3 separate regions of the Homo sapiens genome follow, and all the other regions are linked to region 3. The links are chromatin loops, found by intact Hi-C in ENCODE. Cell type or tissue: heart right ventricle. All regions are shown on one strand. Region 1 holds the start of TCAP (titin-cap). Region 2 has its middle 60 kb from the start of NEUROD2. Region 3 overlaps IKZF3 (IKAROS family zinc finger 3).

The links. Hi-C counts contacts between places; a loop is a spot of excess contacts. Peaks named below come from ENCODE experiments on the same cell type or tissue, not always from the same donor. Only the 100,000 strongest peaks of a DNase experiment are listed, where the experiment ranks them.
Region 1: a loop joins it to region 3, with 3.0 times the contacts of the local background. A loop is called at or near these places in 13 of 110 quality-filtered maps.
Region 2: a loop joins it to region 3, with 6 times the contacts of the local background. A loop is called at or near these places in 42 of 110 quality-filtered maps.

Annotation. Positions count from the first base shown.
Region 1 is chr17:39,664,011-39,672,010 of GRCh38, forward strand. It overlaps STARD3 (StAR related lipid transfer domain containing 3), which reads left to right. Exons shown (of 15, transcript NM_006804.4): 15 at 1-191. TCAP (titin-cap) reads left to right here and starts at 1,339. Exons shown (of 2, transcript NM_003673.4): 1 at 1,339-1,459; 2 at 1,706-2,544. The coding sequence starts at 1,350. The coding sequence ends at 2,099. It overlaps PNMT (phenylethanolamine N-methyltransferase), which reads left to right and starts at 4,443. Exons shown (of 3, transcript NM_002686.4): 1 at 4,443-4,667; 2 at 5,619-5,826; 3 at 5,941-6,465. The coding sequence starts at 4,466. The coding sequence ends at 6,379. It overlaps PGAP3 (post-GPI attachment to proteins phospholipase 3), which reads right to left. Exons shown (of 8, transcript NM_033419.5): 8 at 7,112-8,000. RefSeq lists enhancers at 1,758-2,495, 2,496-3,233, 4,667-4,826 and a silencer at 4,277-4,526. In heart right ventricle, CTCF peaks have their summits at 4,602 (motif pointing left) and 4,803; DNase peaks (open chromatin) are centred at 942, 2,741, 3,721, 4,561 and 3 weaker places; H3K4me3 peaks cover 4,789 bases; H3K27ac peaks cover 7,906 bases; H3K27me3 peaks cover 736 bases.
Region 2 is chr17:39,543,755-39,551,754 of GRCh38, forward strand. It overlaps a transcript of CDK12 not described here and the pseudogene RNU6-233P. Among named protein-coding and RNA genes, the nearest start is that of NEUROD2, 60 kb to the right of the region's middle. In heart right ventricle, a CTCF peak has its summit at 4,329 (motif pointing right); DNase peaks (open chromatin) are centred at 4,347 and 4,927.
Region 3 is chr17:39,750,091-39,758,090 of GRCh38, forward strand. It overlaps IKZF3 (IKAROS family zinc finger 3), which reads right to left. Exons shown (of 8, transcript NM_012481.5): 8 at 7,628-8,000. Among named protein-coding and RNA genes, the nearest start is that of GRB7, 16 kb to the left of the region's middle. RefSeq lists silencers at 3,831-3,970, 4,011-4,060, 4,201-4,930 and enhancers at 5,421-5,470, 5,881-6,190. In heart right ventricle, CTCF peaks have their summits at 4,272 (motif pointing left) and 4,477; DNase peaks (open chromatin) are centred at 4,381 and 5,307; H3K4me3 peaks cover 2,295 bases; H3K27ac peaks cover 3,797 bases.

The DNA of each region.
Region 1 (8,000 bases), 86 kb before region 3:
GCCCCCTTGCCTGCCTGCATGCAGGCTTCCAGCAGAGCCAGCTTCTTCAGAGCCAGGTGGATCCTGTTTCGGTCCTGCCTAGGTGTGTGACCCTGGGCGAATCTACCTCTCTCAGCTTCTGCTTCCCACTTTATGAAAATGGGACTGATGTCACAGGGTTGTTATGAGATTAAAAGATATGAAGAACCGGGGACAGTGCTCAGTAATCAATAGTCTGCAGTTCTGCACCCACGTGCTCCTGGGTACTCTGCCGTCCCCACAGGGTCCTCAGCTCAGCCCCTGTCACTGCCTCTCCTGCCACCCTTTGTCCACTCGGCAGTGTTCTCACTCCTCATCCCCCCACACCCACCACCTGTCTGCCAGCCTCTTGCACCATGAGTTGCTACTCCTGGGGTGCTGGACTGTCCCCACAGCCATCTGTCTCCCCTGCTCCCCATGAAGAAGAGCCAGTCCCCTCCCAGGTAGCACATCAGAGCGGGCAGGCTCCAGAGCTCTTCTGGTCCTCTTGCAGTGGCCAGAAAGTGGGGAAAGGGGCCCAGAGAGGGGCAGGGACTGACCCATGGTCACACAGCCTATTTATGGCTGATCTGGAGCCAGGCCTTCTGACTATCACCCATCAGAGCCCCTGGATTCCCATTTCACCCAACACAGGTGTTGGGGTAGAACTGGGGGCCCTCCACCCCTACTAGCCTGACTGTCTCCTGAGACCTGTCTCCTAAGACCACTTACCTGACCACTGGCCATGGGGAAGGAAAACACCTGGCCAAGGCTCATGCCCCAGGTTCCCAGGCATGAAGTTGACTGTCTCCGCCCCTGCTGGTGTGGTGAGGGTGACTGGGGACTAGGCACTAGGCCTTTGGTGCAGGCGCCTGAGGACGTGGTTGCACTCTCCCTTCTGGGGATATGCCCTTGAGCCCAGGCAGAGGAGAGCACAGCCAGGGCAGGACCTGGCAGCCCTGGTACAGAGCCCAGAGGGGGCATCAGTTCCTGCTGGTCCTGCTCTGTTTACAGACAAGCTGCTGTCCTCCCTGCAAAGGGGAGTGGGTGGGGCAGAGGGCAAGTGCCAGGGGGGCACAAGGCTGGGCATGTGGCTGGCATGAGACGGTGTCTGAGTAATGTCAGGCACCTGGAGGCATTGACCCCAGGACCTTGGACCCCAGACCTCTGACCGGGGGGCAGCCAGCGTCCAGGTACCCCAACCCCTGCCCTGGGTCCGGCGTCCCCCCATTAGTGAGTCTTGGCTCTACTTATAGCATCTGACACCAGAGGGGCCGAAAATAGCCCCTGGAGAAGGGGGAGGAGGGGGCTATTTAAAGGGCCTGGGAGGGGAGAGAGAATGAGGAGTGATCATGGCTACCTCAGAGCTGAGCTGCGAGGTGTCGGAGGAGAACTGTGAGCGCCGGGAGGCCTTCTGGGCAGAATGGAAGGATCTGACACTGTCCACACGGCCCGAGGAGGGGTGAGTGTGGGTCTGCTAGAGCCCTGCCTCTGCTCCCCCAGAGCACCCTCACTGAGCCATGAGGCCAGAGCATGAAGCCCTGGAGAAATTTCTGGGGGTGGGGGCAGGAAGAATGCCCCATGGGGAGAGCAAAGGGGAACCACCCTTCCTGCCCCCAGGTCCCAGCAGCCCAGGGGAGCCCCCCACCCAGCCTGTGCCCAGAGAGCAACAGCTCCCAGGAGCTCACTGCCCCTCCCCTCTCCCCAGCTGCTCCCTGCATGAGGAGGACACCCAGAGACATGAGACCTACCACCAGCAGGGGCAGTGCCAGGTGCTGGTGCAGCGCTCGCCCTGGCTGATGATGCGGATGGGCATCCTCGGCCGTGGGCTGCAGGAGTACCAGCTGCCCTACCAGCGGGTACTGCCGCTGCCCATCTTCACCCCTGCCAAGATGGGCGCCACCAAGGAGGAGCGTGAGGACACCCCCATCCAGCTTCAGGAGCTGCTGGCGCTGGAGACAGCCCTGGGTGGCCAGTGTGTGGACCGCCAGGAGGTGGCTGAGATCACAAAGCAGCTGCCCCCTGTGGTGCCTGTCAGCAAGCCCGGTGCACTTCGTCGCTCCCTGTCCCGCTCCATGTCCCAGGAAGCACAGAGAGGCTGAGAGGGACTGTGACTTGGGCTCCGCTGTGCCCGCCCTGGGCTGGGCCCTTCCTGGCTAGGACTGTGGAGGGGAGCTGCTGGCCATGGCTGCTTTGTAGTTTGCCCAGAGTTGGGGGCTAGGGGAGGGGGGAGCCAGAGGCCAGGATGCCTGAGCCCCCTGAGTTCCCAAAGGGAGGGTGGCAGAGACAGTGGGCACTAAGGGTGGAGAGTTGGGGGCCAGCACAGCTGAGGACCCTCAGCCCCAGGAGAAGGGACAAAAGGTACTGGTGAGGGCAAGAGGTGCCTGGGAGGAGTGGCCCTGATCCAGGAAAATGTGAGGGGAATCTGGAACGCTCTAGGCAGAAGAAGCTGGGAGGGAGGGGGAGGTGAAAAGGGCAGAGGCAAGGATGGTGGGGCCCCCAGCACCCTCTGTTAGTGCCGCAATAAATGCTCAATCATGTGCCAGAGTTGCATCTCTTTCCTTGTGGTTGGGGGGGCTGGCCCATGGGTGTCCCCTCAATGCCCACTTCTGGGACCAGGCTCCGCATCTGAGCTAAATATGGCAGAGCTAATGGGTACACCCCATACTTGGGGTGGGGGTGGGGGCAGGACAGAGCTGTAAACAGGGTGCTGTCTCCAGTCTCCTTCCCGTACCCTGACCGCTGCCCAGTCCTGGCTTCTGTGTCCAGCCCCCTGGCACTGGGTGGTAACCAGCAAGCCAGCTGGCATCCGCATCCAGGGTTTGTTTCAATGATGTCTCGTGGAGAATATGGAGGGGCTGGTGCCAGGACTGTCCTTGGCTTTGCCTCGGGGTGTGAACGGGGTCAGTGACCTCTAAAACTAACCTGCCTCTCAGTTCTGAATCCAGACAGAATCAATCCTCAGCTGTGTCTCGCTCCACACCCCCTGCCCTGGAAGCCAGGGAAGGTTGGAGGTGCTAGGGGGTCAGGCTCCCCTCTGTGACCCCTGCAGCTGTTGTGGTGACTCATGTCCCAACCTAGCTGCCTCTCCCAAGGAGACTTTCCCCTGGGGACAAGGGGGAGGGAATGGCATGGAGGAGGCCCACATCAAGCGGGGCCAGGAACCCACGGTGGCAGGAGCTGGGCTGGTGACCTACCCAGGGCAGAAGGGCCCGGGACTCATCCAGAGGGGAAGGAAGGGGTCTTCAGGAAGACCACGGAGATGCCACAGGCAGAATTGGCTTCCCATCTGGGAGATAGGTGGGGAGACCCTGGCATTTTGACAGCCAGAACCTGGGGTGCTGAGCAGAATCTTCATGCCTGGCCTGGCCGCTCCTTCGGAGGGAAGCTGGAGGGTGGGCTGCGAGAGGAGTGGGGTCAGAGCCCCTACATCCGCAGGACCCCAAATCGGCTGGGCCCCAAGGCCCGGACTGCGCTCCCCGGTGGCCCCGGCGGCCCTCCGCGAATGCGTCCTGCCCCTCCCCTGCCCAAGCCCTCTGCCCTCACCCGGGTCCGGCGCCGCCCCCGAAGTGGCGGGAACAACCCGAACCCGAACCTTCTGTCCTCGGGAGCCCCCAGATAAGCGGCTGGGAACCCGCGGGGCCCGCAGGGGAGGCCCGGCTGTTCCGCCCGCTAAGTGCATTAGCACAGCTCACCTCCCCTATCGCGCCTGCCATCGGACGGGCAGTGCCGCGCCCTGCTCTGGGGCCCCCGGAGCGACCACAGCGGAGGCCGGAACGGACTGTCCTTTCTGGGGCGGGGTGGGGAGGGGGTGTCGCTGGAGGGCCCGGTGGCATAGCAACGGACGAGAGAGGCCTGGAGGAGGGGCGGGGAGGGGGAGTTGTGTGGCAGTTCTAAGGGAAGGGTGGGTGCTGGGACGGGTGTCCGGGAGGGAGGGGAGCCTGGCGGGGTCTGGGGCCTCGTCGCGGAGGGCGCTGCGAGGGGGAAACTGGGGAAAGGGCCTAATTCCCCAGTCTCCACCTCGAATCAGGAAAGAGAAGGGGCGGGCTGCTGGGCAAAAGAGGTGAATGGCTGCGGGGGGCTGGAGAAGAGAGATGGGAGGGGCCGGCCGGCGGGGGTGAGGGGGTCTAAAGATTGTGGGGGTGAGGAACTGAGGGTGGGGGGCGCCCAGAGGCGGGACTCGGGGCGGGGCAGGCGAGGCGGAGGGCGAGGGCTGCGGGAGCAAGTACGGAGCCGGGGGTGTGGGGGACGATTGCCGCTGCAGCCGCCGCCCCACTCACCTCCGGTGTGTCTGCAGCCCGGACACTAAGGGAGATGGATGAATGGGTGGGGAGGATGCGGCGCACATGGCCCCGGGCGGCTCGGCGGTCAGCTGCCGCCCCCACAGCGGACCGGTCGGGGCGGGGGTCGGGCGGTAGAAAAAAGGGCCGCGAGGCGAGCGGGGCACTGGGCGGACCGCGGCGGCAGCATGAGCGGCGCAGACCGTAGCCCCAATGCGGGCGCAGCCCCTGACTCGGCCCCGGGCCAGGCGGCGGTGGCTTCGGCCTACCAGCGCTTCGAGCCGCGCGCCTACCTCCGCAACAACTACGCGCCCCCTCGCGGGGACCTGTGCAACCCGAACGGCGTCGGGCCGTGGAAGCTGCGCTGCTTGGCGCAGACCTTCGCCACCGGTGAGCGGGGGAAACTGAGGCACGAGGGACAAGAGGTCGTCGGGGAGTGAAAGCAGGCGCAGGGAAATAAAAAGAAGGAAAGGGAGACAGACCAGGCGCCTAACAGATGGGGACCAAGAAACAAGAGATAGCTGAGAGGTGCAAACAGAAGAGAAAAAAGAGCAACATCCCTTAGGAGAGGGGCAGAGGAGAGAGAGGTGGAGAGAGGGGGCGGAGAGTGCTCAGAATTGAGAGCTAAGGTGGGGGATGCAGGACAGACTGAGGTGGAGATGCATAGGAGGAAATGGAGGCAGATGTGGGACAGGGGTGAGAAACTGCCAGGATTTCCTCGCTGAGCCTGGCTGGTAGGTATAGTTGTTTTCTTTCTTTTTCTTTATTTTATTTTCATTTATTTACTTATTTTTATTTTTTATTTGTTTTGAGACGGAGTTTCGCTCTTGTTGCCCAGGCTGGAGTACAATGGCGCCATCTCGGCTCACTGCAACCTCCGCCTCCCCGGTTCAAGCGATTCTCTTGCCTCAGCTTCCCTAGTAGCTGGGATTACAGGCATGCGCCCCCATGCCTGGCTAATTTATTTGTATTTTTAGTAGAGACGGGACTTCTCCATGTTGGTCAGGCTGGTCTCGAACTCCCAACCTTAGGATCCACCCACCCCGGCCTCCCAAAGTGCTGGGATTACAGGTGTGAGCCACTGCGCCCGGCCAGTAGGTATAGTCTTCTAGATGTGAAACCTGAGTCTCAGAGCGGTGAAGTTCCCTTCCGAAGGGCAGCCCATGTTGGAGCTGGGTTCAGTCTAACTCTGGGGCCAATGCTTTTTCCAGATGGAGACACATTTGCAGAGGAGAAGGAAGAACTAGAGAGAGGCAGGGAGATGCAGGGGAGGGAAGGGTAAGGAGGCAGGGGCTGCCTGGGCTGGCTGGCACCAGGACCCTCTTCCTCTGCCCTGCCCAGGTGAAGTGTCCGGACGCACCCTCATCGACATTGGTTCAGGCCCCACCGTGTACCAGCTGCTCAGTGCCTGCAGCCACTTTGAGGACATCACCATGACAGATTTCCTGGAGGTCAACCGCCAGGAGCTGGGGCGCTGGCTGCAGGAGGAGCCGGGGGCCTTCAACTGGAGCATGTACAGCCAACATGCCTGCCTCATTGAGGGCAAGGGGTAAGGACTGGGGGGTGAGGGTTGGGGAGGAGGCTTCCCATAGAGTGGCTGGTTGGGGCAACAGAGGCCTGAGCGTAGAACAGCCTTGAGCCCTGCCTTGTGCCTCCTGCACAGGGAATGCTGGCAGGATAAGGAGCGCCAGCTGCGAGCCAGGGTGAAACGGGTCCTGCCCATCGACGTGCACCAGCCCCAGCCCCTGGGTGCTGGGAGCCCAGCTCCCCTGCCTGCTGACGCCCTGGTCTCTGCCTTCTGCTTGGAGGCTGTGAGCCCAGATCTTGCCAGCTTTCAGCGGGCCCTGGACCACATCACCACGCTGCTGAGGCCTGGGGGGCACCTCCTCCTCATCGGGGCCCTGGAGGAGTCGTGGTACCTGGCTGGGGAGGCCAGGCTGACGGTGGTGCCAGTGTCTGAGGAGGAGGTGAGGGAGGCCCTGGTGCGTAGTGGCTACAAGGTCCGGGACCTCCGCACCTATATCATGCCTGCCCACCTTCAGACAGGCGTAGATGATGTCAAGGGCGTCTTCTTCGCCTGGGCTCAGAAGGTTGGGCTGTGAGGGCTGTACCTGGTGCCCTGTGGCCCCCACCCACCTGGATTCCCTGTTCTTTGAAGTGGCACCTAATAAAGAAATAATACCCTGCCGCTGCGGTCAGTGCTGTGTGTGGCTCTCCTGGGAAGCAGCAAGGGCCCAGAGATCTGAGTGTCCGGGTAGGGGAGACATTCACCCTAGGCTTTTTTTCCAGAAGCTTCCTTGAGGCTAGCATTCTGTACCACTCATTCTTCCCAAACTAAGGAAGGCCAAGGTCAGGGGAGCTCACCGGGCACCTGCAGTGCACCAGGCACTTGTGATATGCCATTGTGTCCATCGCATCATTCATTCCTGCATTCAGCAGCAGGTCCTGCTAGTCTGTTTCCAGGTGAAGCTCAGAGAGGTGAAGTCACAAACAGTGCAGACTGCTTCAGACCAGAACGAGGGAGAGTGGGGATCATGAGGAGATGGAAGTAGAATCTGCAAGGTGGTGGGGAGGTGGGGGTGTTATGATTGAAGCACAATGGCCGAGGGAAGTGAAAGGGAAAGAACTGGCTCCAGCTCCCTCTCACAACTGGACTTGAGTTCTGCCCAGCTCTGCCTCTGGGGCCTGCCATTCCCCATGCCACGTGCCCAGGCAGAGACCTCACCTCTGTTTACTGCCTCCAGCCAGCTCTGGGACCTGCCCCTGCCGCCACAACTGTCTTCTCCTGCCCTCCAGCCCACCCTATTCACACAAATGAGCTGAACAAGGGCAGGTGAGGCTTGGAATTGATTTATTAAGCACATCCCTTGCCACCCTCCCACCTTAAAAGTTTTCAGTATCAAAAGAAGCTAGCGCAGGCCACCCGAGTCCCTGAGGTTGGAGTCCTAGCATAGCTCCCCTCCCTCAAAGAGGGACAAGGGGTCAGGGGCAGAGCAAAAATCCAGTCTGCTTCAACCACGGAGACTGCCTTTGGGATGGAAAGTTTCTGGAGCTCCCTCCATTCTATTCCTGTGGGGCAGGAACATGCCAGGGCTGCTGGTAAATGGCAGGGGTCACCTTTACCAGGGCGCAGGCATAGTGTGGCCCCTGCCTGCCCTGGGGCCACCCTGGAACAGTAAGACCCTCTGGGAAGGGAAGAAACCAGACCCAGCCATAAGCTTTCTCCCCTTCTCCCTCAAATCGCCCCTTCCTCCTCCCCAAAATCAGGCTATGGCAAAGGGGCTGGCAGCAGGGGAATGGAGGTTTTGGAGGGGAAGGCCAGCCATGCGAAGGCAAGGAGAAAAGGAGGATGGAGAGAGCCCCAGCCATCCCCATTTTCCTTCCTCTGCCTCCGAGGGGCTGCTTCTGGAGGGCACTGTTGTGTGGGGACCCTGTGAGGTTTGCAGGAGGCGGGCAAAGGGGCACCAGACAGGGAACATGCACACAGGCAGCCTGGCCATGGAGAGCTCCTGGCTGTCCGCCCAGGTGGCGCCTTGGGCAGAGCTGGCGCTCCACAAGTGATTATTGATGGTGACAGGATTCCCTCATCCTGCTCCAACCTCTCAACTGTGGACACATTCACCGGCAGTCACTCATCTCACATGCCCACCAGCACGCGCACACACGTTCCCCTAACCCACGCTAACACACCCACCCCCTGCACACACACACTTTGAAGCCACA
Region 2 (8,000 bases), 210 kb before region 3:
TCCTGCAAACCTCCTTTCTCACAGTCAGGATCCTTTTTTGCCTTAGAGTCCTTCCTGAAGGAGCTGTTATGGATGAGAGAGCCACAAGTCCAACCTCATGATCTGATCTAAAACTGGGTGGCCTCCTCCCAGTCACCTTCTTTTATTAGCCTTATATTAACCATTAACCTTCATTGATCTTTATGATTCTGGGTTTCACAGCTTCTGTTTCTGTTGAATTCCCTAACTTTAAGAACCATGTTTTTGCTTTTATCAGCCTGGGAGCTAGGTCCCTGGAGACAAGAATTTTAGAACAGTTATGACTCTCTCTGGGAGTGTACTAAGGTTAGTCTGAATCCTTCTGGGGAATTCAGGTTTGAAGGAGTTAGAAGAGTGCTAACATCACCGTCACTGTTACCTACCAATGGATGCTTCCTGGGTGCAAGACCAAAGATGTTCTTTGGTGTCTAGTCCCTTGTCTCATGTCTAATGTAACCTGCCATTTTCCTTTACAGGTAGGAGCAACGGTGGGAATGCCCTCTGAGGAATGCAGTGATGTCCATCAGTCACCTCTCACCCAGAGCCTGGCAAATTCAGTCTCTTTCACAGAACCTAAAGCCAAGCCAGGTAGGGGCCTAAAGCCAATCAGAGGTCACTGGCCTGCTTTTGTGTGGGATGACCCTACTCCCATCCCACCCCACCCCACCCCTGGTCTTAGAGAAGTTTCTTTCTTTTTTTTTTCTTTTTTAATTTTTATTTTTTGAGACAGAGTCTCACTCTGCCGCCCAAGCTGGAGTGCAGTGGCGCAATCTCAGCTCACTTCAACCTGCGCCTCCGGGGTTCAAGTGATTCTCGTGCCTCAGCCTCTTGAGTAGCTGGGTAACAGGCGATCTTTTTTTTTTTTTTTTTTTTTTTTATGGAGTTTTGCTCTTGTTGCCCAGGCCGGAGTGCAGTGGCATGATCTCGGCTCACCGCAACCTCCGCCTCCCGGGGTTCAAGCGATTCTCCTGCCTTAGCCTCCTGAGTAGCTGCGGTTACAGGCATGCACCACCACACCCGGCTCATTTTGTATTTTTAGTAGAGATGGGGTTTCTCCATGTTGGTCAGGCTGGTCTCCAACTCCCGACCTCAGGTAATCCGCCCGCCTCAGCCTCCCAAAGTGCTGGGATTACAGGCGTGAGCCACCGCACCAGGCTAACAGGTGATCTCAGGGAAGTTTCTTATTCCGAAAGATCTCCAGAGGAGTTTCCTTAGCTTTTTATTTGACCCTATATTCTGATGTTCTGCCTTCTGATTAATAGATTCTCCCTTCCAGCTAGAGCAGGTAACCCCCTTTCTTGGCATTCCTGTTCTTTCCTCTTGTCCAGCTGTGCTAATGGATGTTCCTCTACAGTGGGTTGCTGATGTCAGTTAGTGGGTTACTCTCAGCCCTCTCCTCCAGGGCAGCTAGCCCTCTAGCCCACAACCCCATCTATATACACAGCCTTGCAGGGTCTCACTCCTGTTGCCCAGGCTGTAGTGCAATGGCATTATCATAGCTCACTGCAGCCTCAGGTGATTTCTCCTACCTCATCCTCCTGAGTAGCTGGGACTAGAGGCGTGTGCCACCATGCCTAGGTAATTTTTTGTATTTTTAATAGAGACAGGGTTCCACCATGTTGCCCAGGCTGGCCTTTAACTCCTGGACTCAAGCAGTCTGCCTGCCTCTGCTCCTAAAGTGCAGGGATTATAGACGTGAGCCACTGTGCCCAGCCCCAAAAAGCTTTTTTTTTTTTTTTTTTTTGAGACAGAGTCTTGCTCTGTTGCCCAGGCTGGAGCGAAATGGCGTGATCTCAGCTCACTGCAGCCTCTGCCTCCCAGGTTCAAGTGATTCTCCTGTCTCAGCCTCCTGAGCAGCTGGGATTACAGGTGCCCGCCACTACGCCTGGCTAATTTTTGGTATTTTTAGTAGGGACGGGGTTTCACCATGTTGGCCAGGCTGGTCTTGAACTCCTGACCTCAGGTGATCTGCCCACCTCAGCCTCCCAAAGTGCTGGGATTACAGGATTTTTTTTTCCTTCCTTCCTTCCTTTTTTTTTTTGAGATGGAGTCTTGCTCTGTCACCCAGACTGCAGTTCAGTGGCACGATCTCGGCTCACTGCAACCTCCACCTTCCGGGTTCACGCCATTCTCCTGCCTCAGCCTCCCAAGTAGCTGGAACTACAGGCGCCCGCCACCACGCCTGGCTAATTTTTTGTATTTTTAGTAGAGATGGGGTTTCACCATGTTAACCAGGATGGTCTCGATCTCCTGACCTCATGATCCGCGCACCTCGGCCTCCCAAAGTGCTGGGATTACAGGCGTGAGCCACCGCGCCCGGCCCCTTCCTCCTTTTTTATGGAACACTTTACAAATTTGCATGTCATCCTTACACAGGGACCATGCCAATCTTCTCTGTATCATTCCAATTTTTTCTTTTTTTTTTGAGACGGAGTCCTGCTCTGTCGCCCAGGCTGGAGTGCAGTGGCACAATCTCAGCTCACTGCAAGCTCCGCCTCCTGGGTTCACTCCATTCTCCCGCCTCAGCCTCCTCAGTAGCTGGGATTACAGGCGCCCCCCCACCACGCCTGGCTAATTTTTTTTTGTATTTTTTAGTAGAGACGGGGTTTCACCATGTTAGCCAGGATGGTCTCGATCTCTTGACCTCGTAATCCGCCTGCCTCGGCCTCCCAAAGTGCTGGGATTACAGGTGTGAGCCACTGTGCCCGACCTCCAATTTTTTTAGTATATGTGCTGCCAAAGCAAGCACCAAAAAGCTATTTTCTATTTCTTTCTTCTCAGTCAAGATAGGGCAGTTCTGTCCCTTCTCACTACCTCTAATCAGCTTCTTCACTTCCTTTCCAGGTTCAGTGGGAAATCCCACCTGTCCAAACACTGTGTGAGACACCAGAATTAGAGGCCTGCAAGCCTGCTTCCTTCATCCCCAATGCCCAGATGGGACAGGTCACCAGCCTCCTGTGTCTACCCCCACCTTTCTTGCTTGCTGGTAGGTGTGCTGCTCCCCCTACCCATCAACCCCAAACAGGGTTATGTTTCTCTCTCGGAGTATTTTTCTCTGTTATTAAATGTCTCCAACAAGGGGAAGGCCTTGGTGACTCGCCTGTATGTCTTCGTAACTTCCAGCCCGAATCTGTAAAGAGCCGCTAACCTCCTGGTATCAAATGTCCATCCCTTTTTCTATAGTTCATGACCATTTTTCCCATTTAGTGGGTGTGGGAATGGACCAGTAAACAGATGGTATTTGGTACTGGAGAGGGAGAGTCTAATGACAGGTAGCCTTTCTTCTGGGGGCTAGAAATCTGAAGCCACAGATGTGCATTCTTCCTAGTTGCTTGCTATCCTGGGAGAGTACTAGGATTTTTTTTTTTTTTTTTTTTTTTGAGACGGAGTTTCGCTTTTGTTGCCCAAGCTGGAGTGCAATGGCACGATCTTGGCTCACTGCAACCTCTGCCTCCCGGATTCAAGCTATACTCCTGCCTCAGCCTCCTGAGTAGCTGGGATTACAGGCATGCGCCACTATGCCAGGCTAATTTTTGTATTTTTATTAGAGATGGGGTTTCTCCATGATGATGAGGCTGGTCTCGAACTCCCGACCTCAGGTGATCCGCCTGCCTTGGCCTCCCAAAGTGCTGGGATTACAGGTGTGAGCCACTGCGCCTGGCCTACCTGGATCTTTTGAGCGAATGGTTTTATGTGTGCATTTGTTTTTAATAATATCCAGACTGTTCCGAAAGGAAAGATGATTTATCTAGTGTCTATTTCCCAGGACCAGGATCTTAGGCTCTGAGAATCTGTCCATACTCATTCCCAGATGCCTCCAGGAAGTGGAGAATAGATGGCCATAAAGCAGAATCAACTACTAGGTGTTACTGTCTTGAGCTCAGGTGTCAGCTCTCCTCTGGGGGCTGTTGAGAGTTGCAGGGTCAGGTGTGGGCAGAGCATCTCCCTGCATCCTGGGCATAGGAGGTGACATCAGCTTATCCTCTTGACCCTAGGCCTCCTCTCTCTGCAGTGCCTCTCTCATCCCTGCAATCCAGACAGCACATGCAGCAGCTCAAGTAAGTGCCACCTCTGGGTAAGGTGCTCCCTCTCCTGGTAGGCATATGGGTTGAGTTAGAGGTGAAGCAGGTGGGCTGAGGTAGACAGAGGGATAGAGCAAGTGTTAGCAAGAAACGTCCCTGGATGTAGTCAAGCAGTAAGTATGCATGGGGTACCTTGAGCACCAGCATTTATAACTTATCTTCATGTCTTCTGTCTACCAGGTTATCTGATCACACAGAACAGGCCTGCCAGTTGGGCAGCTGCAGTCATGGTTTCTGCCACACGAGGGCGCTGCTGGCCAATTAAAACTCATGCCCCTTAGCAGACAGTTTGGGGATGAGGGCACCCTTTCTCCAAAACAGGGGTCAGAAACTCTGGGGCTCTCTGGGCCCCAGAGAGCATGGGCCCAAAAAGTGAGACAAATATTTGGTACCACTTGTTCTTCCTTGAAAATGGCCTGAGACCCCTAAACACTTTGCTCTAGTGGCCTGACATCTCAATGTGCTTCCAGCTGAACTTGGGAAGCCCCCTCTTTCCAGGCACTTAACACCTTGCACAGGTGCATCTCTCCCTTAAGGTGTAGCAGGTTCCAGCTGTATGCCCCGTTGTCCCCCTGCCTTAATGGCAGTCACTTTCCGACCCAGATGGTGGAGGTGCCTGTGGTTTTTAGGGGGAAAAAATCTCTTATAATTGTTCTAAGAAAAGTGTTTTGTTAGTGAGAAAGTGTTAGGGGTGACTGAAGCCTGGGAGAGTTAGTCTCCCCGTCACCTACTCCAGCACAAACCTATAGAATTCAAGATGGTCTAGTGGATGTTTGCAGCCTCAGTGGCTGGAATACACCCCAGGACATTCCAGGGCCCTGAGCCAAAAATGGTGTCAGAAAGCTGGATAGGAGTGTGGGCTGCTTTGGGCCATGAGCCTCATACCCACCCTGTATCAGGCAGTGTTTCTGCTAGGGGTGCCAAATGGCCCTGGGGCCTCTATGGGACTGAGGACTCCACAATTGACCCTCCATCTCCATGAAGCCCTTCCAGGCTGAACAGGCTAAGGGACATGACAGAGGTTCTCCTCCTCCTTCCTACCCCCATGCCTGAGGGCCCCTCCCCAGGAGGACAGCTTGATTAAACAGTCGGTGCTGCTGGAATTACTGCACAGCTGGCGCTCCCCCCAGCACCCCGAGCAGAGCAGCAGTGCAGATTAAAATCTCCAATTAGCGTTAAAGTGAAGTGAGGAGGTGCTGAGGCTGCCAAGGAGGCCAGACGGGGGCCCTGGGTTGGCAAAACCCCCACTCTTGCCTGGATTCTGAGTGTCACCCTTAGTCACCCCTACTTTCCCAGCTCCTCTCCCAACAGCTTTCAGTGCCCATTAGTTTTGTATCGCTTGGGGCCAGAGGGCTTTGCAGAGGGGTGGAAGGGGGCAAATGCCTTACCTAAAATGCTAGGGACACCGTAAGTATGGAGGAGGAGAGCGGTCAGTGCTCATCAAGGGAGATACCCTATTCACTGCCTGCCAGGCAGCCAGGCCAAGGTGACTTCACGCTACAGCTCTGCTTCTTCTTTTTGCTTGAAGAAAAGATAAACAGGACGGGTCCTTTCAGGTCCTTTACCTATGAAGTGCTAGGGGACATGGTGCCCACATGAACATCTCTCTCTGCATATTTTATCCTATCTGACCCATCTGCTCCCACCGAAGTTATGGCTCCTTCCTCCCTCTCTCCATTCTTCTCTCAGCTTTCCTGTGGGCAGGGGTAGGCACAGCCAGGCTTGGGAGCATCGCCATGCCCTGCCACCTGGGTCCCAGCCTGCTCCTCGTTATAGTCTTCCCAGTTTGGGGAAGAGCAGTGATATGCCAAGAATGGAGGCCTCAGACTCTCCCAATCCCTGATTTTTACATGTCCCCCTATAAGGCCCCTCTGCCATCTACACTTTTGCCCTTCATCCACAAAGCCCAAAAGGAAGGCATTATAGCTAGCCATGCCCTCTGACTGCCCTCTGCCCCTTTAAGGGAAATGGAAATGGGTACCCAGCTGACTGAACCTACTCAACACCTCCAGAAATTAGACACTAGGGCATGGTGCCACCCTCCCAGGCTGGCACATGCTACCCTGGCAGAGGATCAAATAACCCCCCCATCATACCCTGCCCCATGTCTTCCTCTACTCTCTCCCTCATGCTTTCTCTCTCTCTCTCTCTCTCTGTCTCTCTCTCTCTCTCTCTCTCAGCTCAAAGCACAGCTGAGCCTTAAAAGGGGGGTTGAGGGGGTGGAGAGACCAAGCTGGGGCAGGGGGGTATAGAGCTCCAATAGCACGTTTTCACCTGCCATTTAATTGGATGTATTTTTAATTAATGGGACCTCAGGGACCAACATGAGACAATCTGATATCTGAATAGGGACAGGGGAGGGATTGGGTAAGGGAGGAGGATTGGGCCACTGGGTGCGGTTACCGGGAACCCAGGCCCATCAATCACTGGCCACTTTGCGTTCTGGCATGGAGAATAGCGAGGTGGAGGAAGGGAGGCACTGGGGAGAGGTGCCAGGATTTCCCCCCAACTGCCAGGACCTCCAAACGGATTGGAACTATACTGGTTGACTCAGGTCTGGAGCCCAAAATCACAGCCAGAATATAAGGTGAGGCTGTTTTCTTGCTCCTGGGGTTTTGTCTGGTTGGGCTTGTCCCAGGGAGTGCTGTAAAATTGTGAAAGGAAGGTGGGGACAGAGCTTTGAGGTCCTTGTAGAGAGAAGACAAGAGCTATGGACCATAGAACCAGAGACTATGGAGAGACGGAGGAGAAGGGCAGGGTTCAGAGGTATTTCTGTATGTTTTGACATAAAATAAGTGCCATGGAGATTACATGCAAAATGGCATGCAAATGAGGCCTGGTGCCTTTTGGGGTATGAATCGTAGAACCTTGCTTTTGCAAGAAAGGGAACTTGGCCAGGTGCGGTGGCTCACGCCTATAATCCCAGCACTTTGGGAGGCCGAAGCAGGTGGATCACTTGAGGCCAGGAGTTCGAGACCAGCCTGGCCAACATGGTGAAACGCCATCTCTACCAAAAAATACAAAAAAATTATCTGGGCATGGTGATGTGTGCCTGTAATCCCACCTACTTGGGAGGCTAAGGTAGGAGAATTAGCCTGGGCAACAGAGCAAGACTCTGTCTCAAAAAAAAAAAAAAAAAAAGGGAACTTGGAGCTCATCTTGCCCCACCCCTTCATTTTACAGATGTGAAAAACAAGACCCAGAGAGGGGAAATCATTTGAATCCTGTCCTGGTATTGCTTTGTGTTCCTGGATTTGGAGAATTTCTGGGAACACAGGAAAAGGAAAGGTAGGTAGGTGTTGGGGGAGGAAAGTCAAGGGAAGAAGGTATGCAGGATATTATTCTCCATTGCTTGAAGTCTCAAGTTTCTATCCCCTGTCTTAGAAGCAACTTAGGGGAGTCATGGACAGGTTCAGCTTCTATGGAGCACTATTAGGGGGACATTTCCTCTATACAGCTTGTTCCAGAGATCATCTTATCCATTTTCTTGCTTCCAAGTACACAAATCCCCTACAGCCCCTGACCCCTATGGAATTTTACCATGTCTTATAAGATCTACAGGGAAGGAAATGCATTATTTACCCCACCTCCTTAACCAAGAAGCAAATCCCCCAATCAAGACTAAATGCTGAGCTTTTTTTTTTGAAATCTTACCACATATTTCCCTGCTGCAATATAATAAGCCACTGGAGAAACTTATGCCAACAAATGTGTTAAGGAGTAGTCTTATACGTCTTGTCCCATGGCAAAGCCTAGAACAGAGATAGAATTTAAATTCAAGGCCCTGAAGGCTGAATTAGAAATGCTCCTGAATTCATGTGGTGCCATGGCCTTAGAGCTCTTAGACCCCTCTGACTCTTGTAGTGTTGATGTACACTGGAGAAAGGGGCAAGTTTCCAG
Region 3 (8,000 bases):
TGTTTTGTAGGTGAGGAAACTGACGGCCCAGTGGGCAGCCTGGCCCCAGATCACAGTGGGAGAGCCAAGATTCCAACCCAGGTCTGAGGACCAGGTCTGGGCATGTTCTGCTTCCCCTGTCTGGCTGACGTCCAGGTGGCATTCCTCAGCCACAGTGACAGCAATAGTGGCCTACTGGGGTCCTCCCTTAGAGAGCCCCTCCCTTCCCTGCAGCCTTGGTCTCTGGCCTGGAGGGTTGTCCTGAGGTGACCTTGAGACTGTGCAGCCTCTGCAATCAGCCCCTGGGCTGGGTCTGGCAGCCCTGGCAGCCACTCCCGACCAAGGCACCCCCATCCTTGGCTAACTCCAGGCTGGGAAGCTGGGACCAGGTCCAGCAGACAGAGGTGGGCAGAGAGGTCTCATGCACACCCCAGCCTGGGACCTCCTGGGAATCTGCTGGAAGAACTTACTGCAGCCCAAGGGCAGGAAGGGTGGCAGATTTTGCTTCTTTTTAGCAGGACTGGAGGCAGGACCCAGTGCAACCTGCTGCCTGCCACCTGCCACGGTTCCCAGAGCCATCCCCACCACAGGCTGTGGCTCGAGCACCGAACAGGGCAGTGTCAGCTGTGTGGCTGGCCATGGGTGCCCAGGGCCACCTCCGAGGTGTGGGTGCCAGAGTTCCAGGCTGGAGTGAGAGTAAAGGGGTCAAGATGAGTCACCTCTTCAGCATGTCCAGGGGTTCAGACTGTAAAAAAAGAGGACCCAGTGTCCCTTCACAGCCTGAGGCACTGGGCAGAGACAAAGCCTCTCTGTCAATCAGCTAATTGGAGACTGTGAGACAGATGTCCTTCCCACTTTACAAATGGGAAACTGAGGCTCAGGGAAAGACAGGGACTCACCTGCGACAGGGGTCGCAGAGGGAGTTCGGGACAGAGGCCAGACTCAGCCCACTGGACAGGTGGTGAAATGCAGCCCTGCCCTGCTCTAGCCTTTGTTCTCTGCCCCCTCCCTTCTCAGTGCTGGCCACAGTGAGGGACCTAGGCTGCCGAGAGCCCTTAGAGGGGGCAGCATTTGGCCCTGATCTGGCCACCTGAGACCAGCAGCAGCCCATTCTTGGTGAGTGTCTGAGATTTCTGGCTTTTTGGAGACGTAGCTGCTAAGAGTTTGGGGGCACAGGGACCCTCTCAGGGCCAGCTCACAGTGGAACCCCTGGGTAAGATCCCCCAGCTCTGAGGATGTGGGAAGGATGCTGCTCTACCTCAGAGACTGCAGCATGACCTACAGTGGTCAGACAGCAGAAAGGACTGCCAAGGACGGCTGCAGTGCTAGATCGGGGAGGCTTGTGGTTCTGAGAAAATCTGGGCTGGTGGGAGGGGAAGCAGGGGCTTCTCTGGGGGAGAGGGTGGGGGCTGGGACCTCAGATACTGTCTTTTCAAAATTGATTTATTGGGTTTCATTCTAAAATTATACGTACTTATTAAAAACATTTCAGAAAAAAACTTGAGGGCAAAGGGGAAATTCCTCATCATCTTTCCATGCAGAGGAGGACCCAGTACTGAGAGAGGGTGACAGGGCCCACATCTGGGGAGCTGACGCGAAGTGCTGCCTGCCATGCATCACACGTTCCAGCTTCCCGGGACCAGCGTGGCCGGTGGGAGCCGGGTGCCAGGGCACATTGCTATCCTTGGCAGCACCATGGGCCTTTAGGGTAGGGGTTCTGTGGAGGGTGTGGCTACAATGTTGGCCTCCCTGCCTGCTCAAGTGTGGAGGGGAGGGAGGACTGCTGCCAACGCTCTGGACTCTGGGATGGGGGTGGGCATGATTCCAGGGGAGCCCACCTCCCTGGGCGGGGCATCCAGACAAAGCCCTGGCCAGTTCTGCAACATCCAAGTTCACGGGTGGTGGACAGGCCCAAGGGTTCAACATCAGGTCAGGGACCCTGCCTGGCTCCTTCCTTGGGCCCCAGTGCCAGGCACCCTGATGAGGGATGAAGAGAGGAAGGACAGGACACAGACAGGGGAGCCCAAAGCCACTTGGAAGGATTCTTTCTTCCAAACTATCCACATAAGCAGTTTTCTAACTCCTTCCCAGAGCCCAAGGGTTCTGGCAGGGGCTTGAGGGGCAGGTTGGGGTGGTGATGGGGGATGCATTGCCTTTCTATCTGGAACTTGAGCCTTATGGTATATTCAGGAAAAAGGCTTGAACCAGTGAAGTACTGATCTGGTCCAACAGATAGAAAGAGGGCCCAGAGAGGTCAGGGCTTGGTCCAACTCGCACAGTGGTGGGGCGTCTGCAGACTGCTTTCCTGTCCTGTGCTGTTGGCAGAACCTCAGCTTTGGGACTTGAGGGGGAGTATGCAGTGGCAATTAGGACAAACGACTCTGAGCTCTCAGTTGAGTTGGGGGAGGAGAGAAAAGAAGGAGTTAGATCCTGGGGGAGTTGGATGTTGCAGACTGGACTCCAGAGCCTGGGGGTGTGGGCGATCCTGGGGTGTGGGGAGGGCGGGCTGAGGCTGCTCCACAAGCGTTCTCGAAGTTCACCATACAAGAAGGGGCGGTGTGGGGAAATGGGGATGAGGCCTGAAATTCAATCCCATGTGGGTTGAGTTATGATGTCATCTGACACCCTCTCACACGGCTGCATCTACCCCAAGGAAGGGGCAAGTTTTTCTTTGATGGGCACCTGGGGGGGCTGTTTAGCTGGAGTTTTTTTTGTTTCGCTTTTTTTGTTTTTGTGTTTTTTTTGAGACAAGTTTCGCTCTGTGGCCCAGGCTGGAGTGCAATGGTGTGATCTCGGTTTACCGCAACCTCCACCTCCTGGGTTCAAGCAATTCTCCTGCCTCAGCCTCCCAAGTAGCTGGGATTACAGACATGCACCACCACGCCCAGCAATTTTGTATTTTTAGTAGAGATGGGGTTTATCCACGTTGGTGAAGCTCGTCTCGAACTCCCGACTTCATGTGATCCGCCCGCCTCAGCCTCCCAAAGTGCTGGGATTACAGGTGTGAGCCACCGCGCCGGGCCTGGAGCTGCATTTTTGTTGTAAGCACTTTGTTCTTACTTGGATTAGGTTTATTTTAGGGTGGTTTGGGGCAGACTGAGGGAGATTGGAAGGCAGAAACCACCCCCTCAGGACAACCACGTGGATCTCCTTAGGGTCTGGGTAGTGGAACTGGGCCCTGTGACCTTGGAGTTGGAGGGGAAGCTGTAAGCAGGGATGGAACGGGCCACCCGCACCCTCACACAGCTGTGACCAACAGGCACGGTCATCCGCATTCACCTGCCCAACTCCCATGCCCTGAGTCCTGTCCTCCAGGGCATTCCTACTGGCACTACCCCAATTTCCCAAAAGATTCCAGGGATCTCTCTCTCGCTCTCTCTTTTTTTTTTTTTACAGTCTCACTCTGTTGCCCAGGCTGGAGTGCAGTGGCTGATCTCAGCTCACTGCAACCTCCACCCCCTGGGTTCAAGCGATTTTCCTGCCTCAGCCTCTTGAGTAGTTTGGGATTACAGGCGTGCGCCACCACGCCCAGCTAATTTTTGTATTTTTAGTAGACGGGGTTTTGCCATGTTGGCCAGACTGATCTCAAACTCCTGACCTCAAGTGATCCTCCCGCTTTGGCCTCCCAAGGGAGGGTTCCTTCCTCCCAGGCTGAGGCACCCTGCCCCACACATCTACTGGAGGAACTTAGTGTTGGGGCCAGGGGGTGGCTGGGTAAGGCTGGATCCCACACTTGTCAGGCCAGGTTGGGGTAGGGGAGGATACACGGGGGACCCGTCTCTCAGCCGTTCTGGGCCGGTGCCTGAGGCGATCTGCCCCGCCGCCCGCCCTTCCGCCACCACCCAAGTCGCATGCGCGCGCCGGGGCCGACGGGCGCCAGGCTCCACCGAGCCACCCTCCGTCGTGGCGGCCCCTCGTGCCTCTGCGGAGGGAAGGCCGCCGGCTTCGCCAGGGGGCGCGCGTCGGGGTCGCGGCTCTTTGAACTCGGCCCCACGAGGGGACGCGCCATCGGTTTCGTGGCTTGCGTGGCGCCGCAGCAACGAGCCGGTCGCCCCGGGGCGTTGCTTAGTCCGGGCCTCGCTGCGAGTCTGTGGGCGAGGCGGGAGGTGCTTCCTTGGCCAGGCGGGTGGAGGAAGGTGTGGGCGCCGCATCCCAGCGTCGCGGAGCCTCCAGGCGCGGGCAGGCGAGACTGGCGTGCAGCGCGACGGCCTAGTCCCGGCGTCCCACCGTCCCCCACTCCCGCAGGCGCCGAGCCGATTCAGCCGCGCGGCTGCAGTGACACCCAGCGGCCGTCGCGGGAAGTGCGGTCGCCGCGGCCAGGCCTCCGGGGCTCCTGTCTCTCGAGGTTCCCACCCCGGTTACGCGCGGGCACCCCGGAGGAGAGCGGCCGCGCGCTGCAGATGCCCGCGGGGGCACTTCCCCTGCCCCTCCCCCGTTTCCTCCCCGCAGGCGCCCGAGCGCCGGGAGATCCTGCGCAGCGGCAGTGCCCGGAAGGGCGGGGCGGGGTGCAGCAGCGGCGCTGGGCTGTGACCCGGGCAGTTTCACTTCTGGATCCTGCTCGGGCTGTGATAGGACAGCGCGGGGGCAGCGGGGGAACACGCGGGCACGCCGAGATCCGGCGCTCGGGACCCCGATGAGGGGAGGCCTTTCACTCCTGGGGTGTCACGCGACCCACGCTTTCCTCCATGTCCACTCCCACCCCCCATGGGTTCCACTTTGCTGTCCCCCGAGCTGCCGCTCCTCCCCAGCAGACACCGTCTCCGCCGGGGCTGCCGACCCCCGGAGAGGCCCCGAGCGGCGTGGGCGGCGGGAGGAGGGAGCTGTGAAGCCGCAGGCAGGGGGTTAGGCTGCGGGCTGCTGAGACGCCGAGCTGTTTCTCAGAAGTGCAGCTGCCCCTCCCCTCACACCCCCCTCACTCCCACCGCGCGCCGCACCCCTGCCCCCTCTCCGCCGGCCTCCCTTTCCTCTCCCAGGCACCCTAGCCGGGAATCTGGGGTCTGGGTCCACGCAGAATTAAGAGGAGAACCTGAGAAAGGGCGGGGGCCGGGGGTTCAGACCCAGCCTCAGCGCGCGTTATTCCGAGCCTCCTATAATTCCACAGGTGAGGGGATCCTGTCCCCTACCCCTGGGGTCCAGGATTGGAATTTGATAGAACAGTTAGGAAAATGACATCTTGAGAGAGTCAGGGCCCGGCCACTATTACTCTAGCTCCAGCGTCCAGTGAGGAGAGGAGAGAGAGGGAAGACCTGGAGCCCGGCTGGTGCAGTGAGGTTGAGGCCTGTCTTAGGAGTACCAGCTGGAAGGCCCTTCAGAGATCCCTGACTCTGGGGAAAATCAACGCCCAGAAGGGGAAGTCAAGTGTCTGGGCTCATCCCGAGAGGGAGAGGGCTGGGATTGGAACCAGGACTCCAAATAGTTGCGGGAGTCTGCGACTGTCTTTTGCTTGGGACTTCAGAGCTTTGCTGGATTCACTGACTCAGCCTGCTTTCCCTCAACACACACAAACACACACACACGAGACACGTGCACGCGCGCACACACACAGATACACAGACACACACAGACAGACATGCAAGGAGAGAGACAGGCACACATGGAGACAGACACGCACACGCAAAGAGACACACAGCTCCCCAGGAGTCTAGCGGGGCAGCTGAGGTCTGTGAGTGAGACATTCTCAGTGAGACACTGAGAATGCAATTCCAGTGGGGGTGGGATGGGGATTGGGCGGTGGAAGGACAAGCCCGGGGGAGGAGGTGGCATCGCCCCCCTAGTTCCCATCCACCACCACCCCCAGTGCTGTGGTTTATTTGCCTAGGCAGCTCTTCTGGGCCAGGGGGCCAGGGTACTGGGGTGGAGAGGCGAGGTGATGGGAAAGGCTGTTCTGGGGCTTCCTGCCCCCTCACTCCTGGGGAAGGGGGGTAGCTGCCATCACCCGCAGGCCTTTCCACTGCAGCCCTTTCCTTGGGTATGTGTGTTATTCTGGGGGAAGATCTGTTATTTGCGGAGAAGGGAGGCAGCTGCCTACTTCACAGGTCAAGACAGAGTTAAAAACAAAACCACAGCAAATTCAACACCCCGTGTCCTTCAGGGACTTTCCATGACACCTTCCTTCCCCCCTCTCCCCTAAGCCAGGGAGCACCTCCCCAGAGGGCCTCCCCACCCCAGGTGCAGTGGCTTTTGGCTTTTATGCAAACAACTGTCTGATCCCGGAATGCTCCACAGCCCGAACTGTGGCCTGGGCCGAATGTGCCCCTCCACCATCCCTTGGGCCAGTGTTTCTGGTCTTCCTGGAGTTGTGACCTCCACTCTTCCTCAGACCCTGGATTCTGAGGGACAGGAGATGAGGGCAGGAAGCTAGGTCCTTTCCCCCTGCCTGCCCTCGGGTGGCAGTTGCCTGCAGGTGGAGGGTTTGGGCACAGCAACCTAAGTGAATGGTCCGGGGTTTTGAGTGATGGGGGAGGGGAAGAAGGAGGGTGCAGGTGTGGGGTGGCCTCCACTGCCAGGCCCACCACCCTCTAGGGCATTGAATTAGCTCCCAAGATCAGGAAGGAAAACTCTTCTCAGGCTGGGAGTCCATTCAACCCCAACGCCAGTGTGGACCTCCGGTCCTGCTCACTGGCAAAGGGGGTCAGGATCTCCCTGTCTCCCTCTCTTCTGCCTGAGCTGCTTCTGCTTTGGGGAGGGATTTGGGGATGGGGAAGGCCATATAATCTTCTCTCCAGGGCTGAAAACCAGCTACTGAGGGGCCGTTTTTGAATGTATTCAGTGCTAAAATGCAAAGGCAGGGTGCCATGCCATTCCTTTCTCCTCCTCAGCTTGAGCAAGACTGGGAAACCTGTAGGAGACCCTCAGCCAGTTTGAACATTTTGGAGTGCTGATGGGAGGGAGATGATGCTGATCATGGAGCCAGAGGACGCTGGTGCCAGCCTAGCCCCACATTTGTTAGTCTTAAAACTTCAGACAATCTTTCTCATGCCTCTTCCACAGAAGACGGAAAATGGAGGGTGCTTTAGATGAGGCTGAGCAGAAGGCCAGACTCTCTCTCTACTTTCTCTAACGTTTTCTAAGAGAGAACACAATGATGATGGAAAGAAAGCAGCCTCATCCCTATGCCATTCTCCTAGGACTTTTCCCCCTAACACCTTCGGTTTGGGTCTCCAGGTATCTAAAAACTGTATTTAAATATGGTCGAGTTTAAGGACTGCAACTCAAGTTTCCCAATGTGGATGTCTGTGAGCCCCCACACATGAAAAAGTCAGAACTTGACTGTATTTTAAGAAGAATCTCTGTTGAGGGAGGAAGGCAGAGCAGTGACTTGGAATAGGGGTGCACCATGCTGAATGTGCTGATCATGCTAAGTCCAGGTCCTCAACCTCCTCCAGTTTCCTTAGTGAACTAAGGACCAGTGGAACCAGGAACCCTATCTTGTGGGTTACAGGGGCCAGCAGCAGGATCACAGTGGTAGGCTCAGCAAGGCGTCAGGTGAGAACCTTTATTTCAGTGATAATTCATTTTTCTTGATAACTGGACTTTAAGAAATAGAGGGGCAAAATTAAGAAAGTATTCCTTGGGGCGGGATGAAACCCTTCTACATCCTGACACCAGCAGACACAAATCATAAGTGATAAGGATGCACAAGGACTAATTTCAAACATACCAGGATTTTTTTATTTTTCAGTGTAAAAATCAAACATGATAAACCTAGAAAACTATCAGCAGGGCTATTTCTTACAGGGTTCCAGCAAGGGTTAGCATTGTTACATTTCAGAAGCTGACTTTCTTTAAACCATCTTTACAGAGGAGTAAACTTCACAGTTCCACACATGGCTGGGCTCCAGGTAGAACTCCATAGGAGTGACGAGGGAAAGTCACCACTGGGCAGGGAGGGCATTTCTGAGAAATGCAGATGAGAGGAGAGGCTGTGAGCACAGGCTGTGTCAAAACCCAGGGCAAGGGCTCCCTCCCGCCTTCCCTCCCAGTGGGAAGGCCACCCTGAGCCCCAAACCACATTCTGTTCC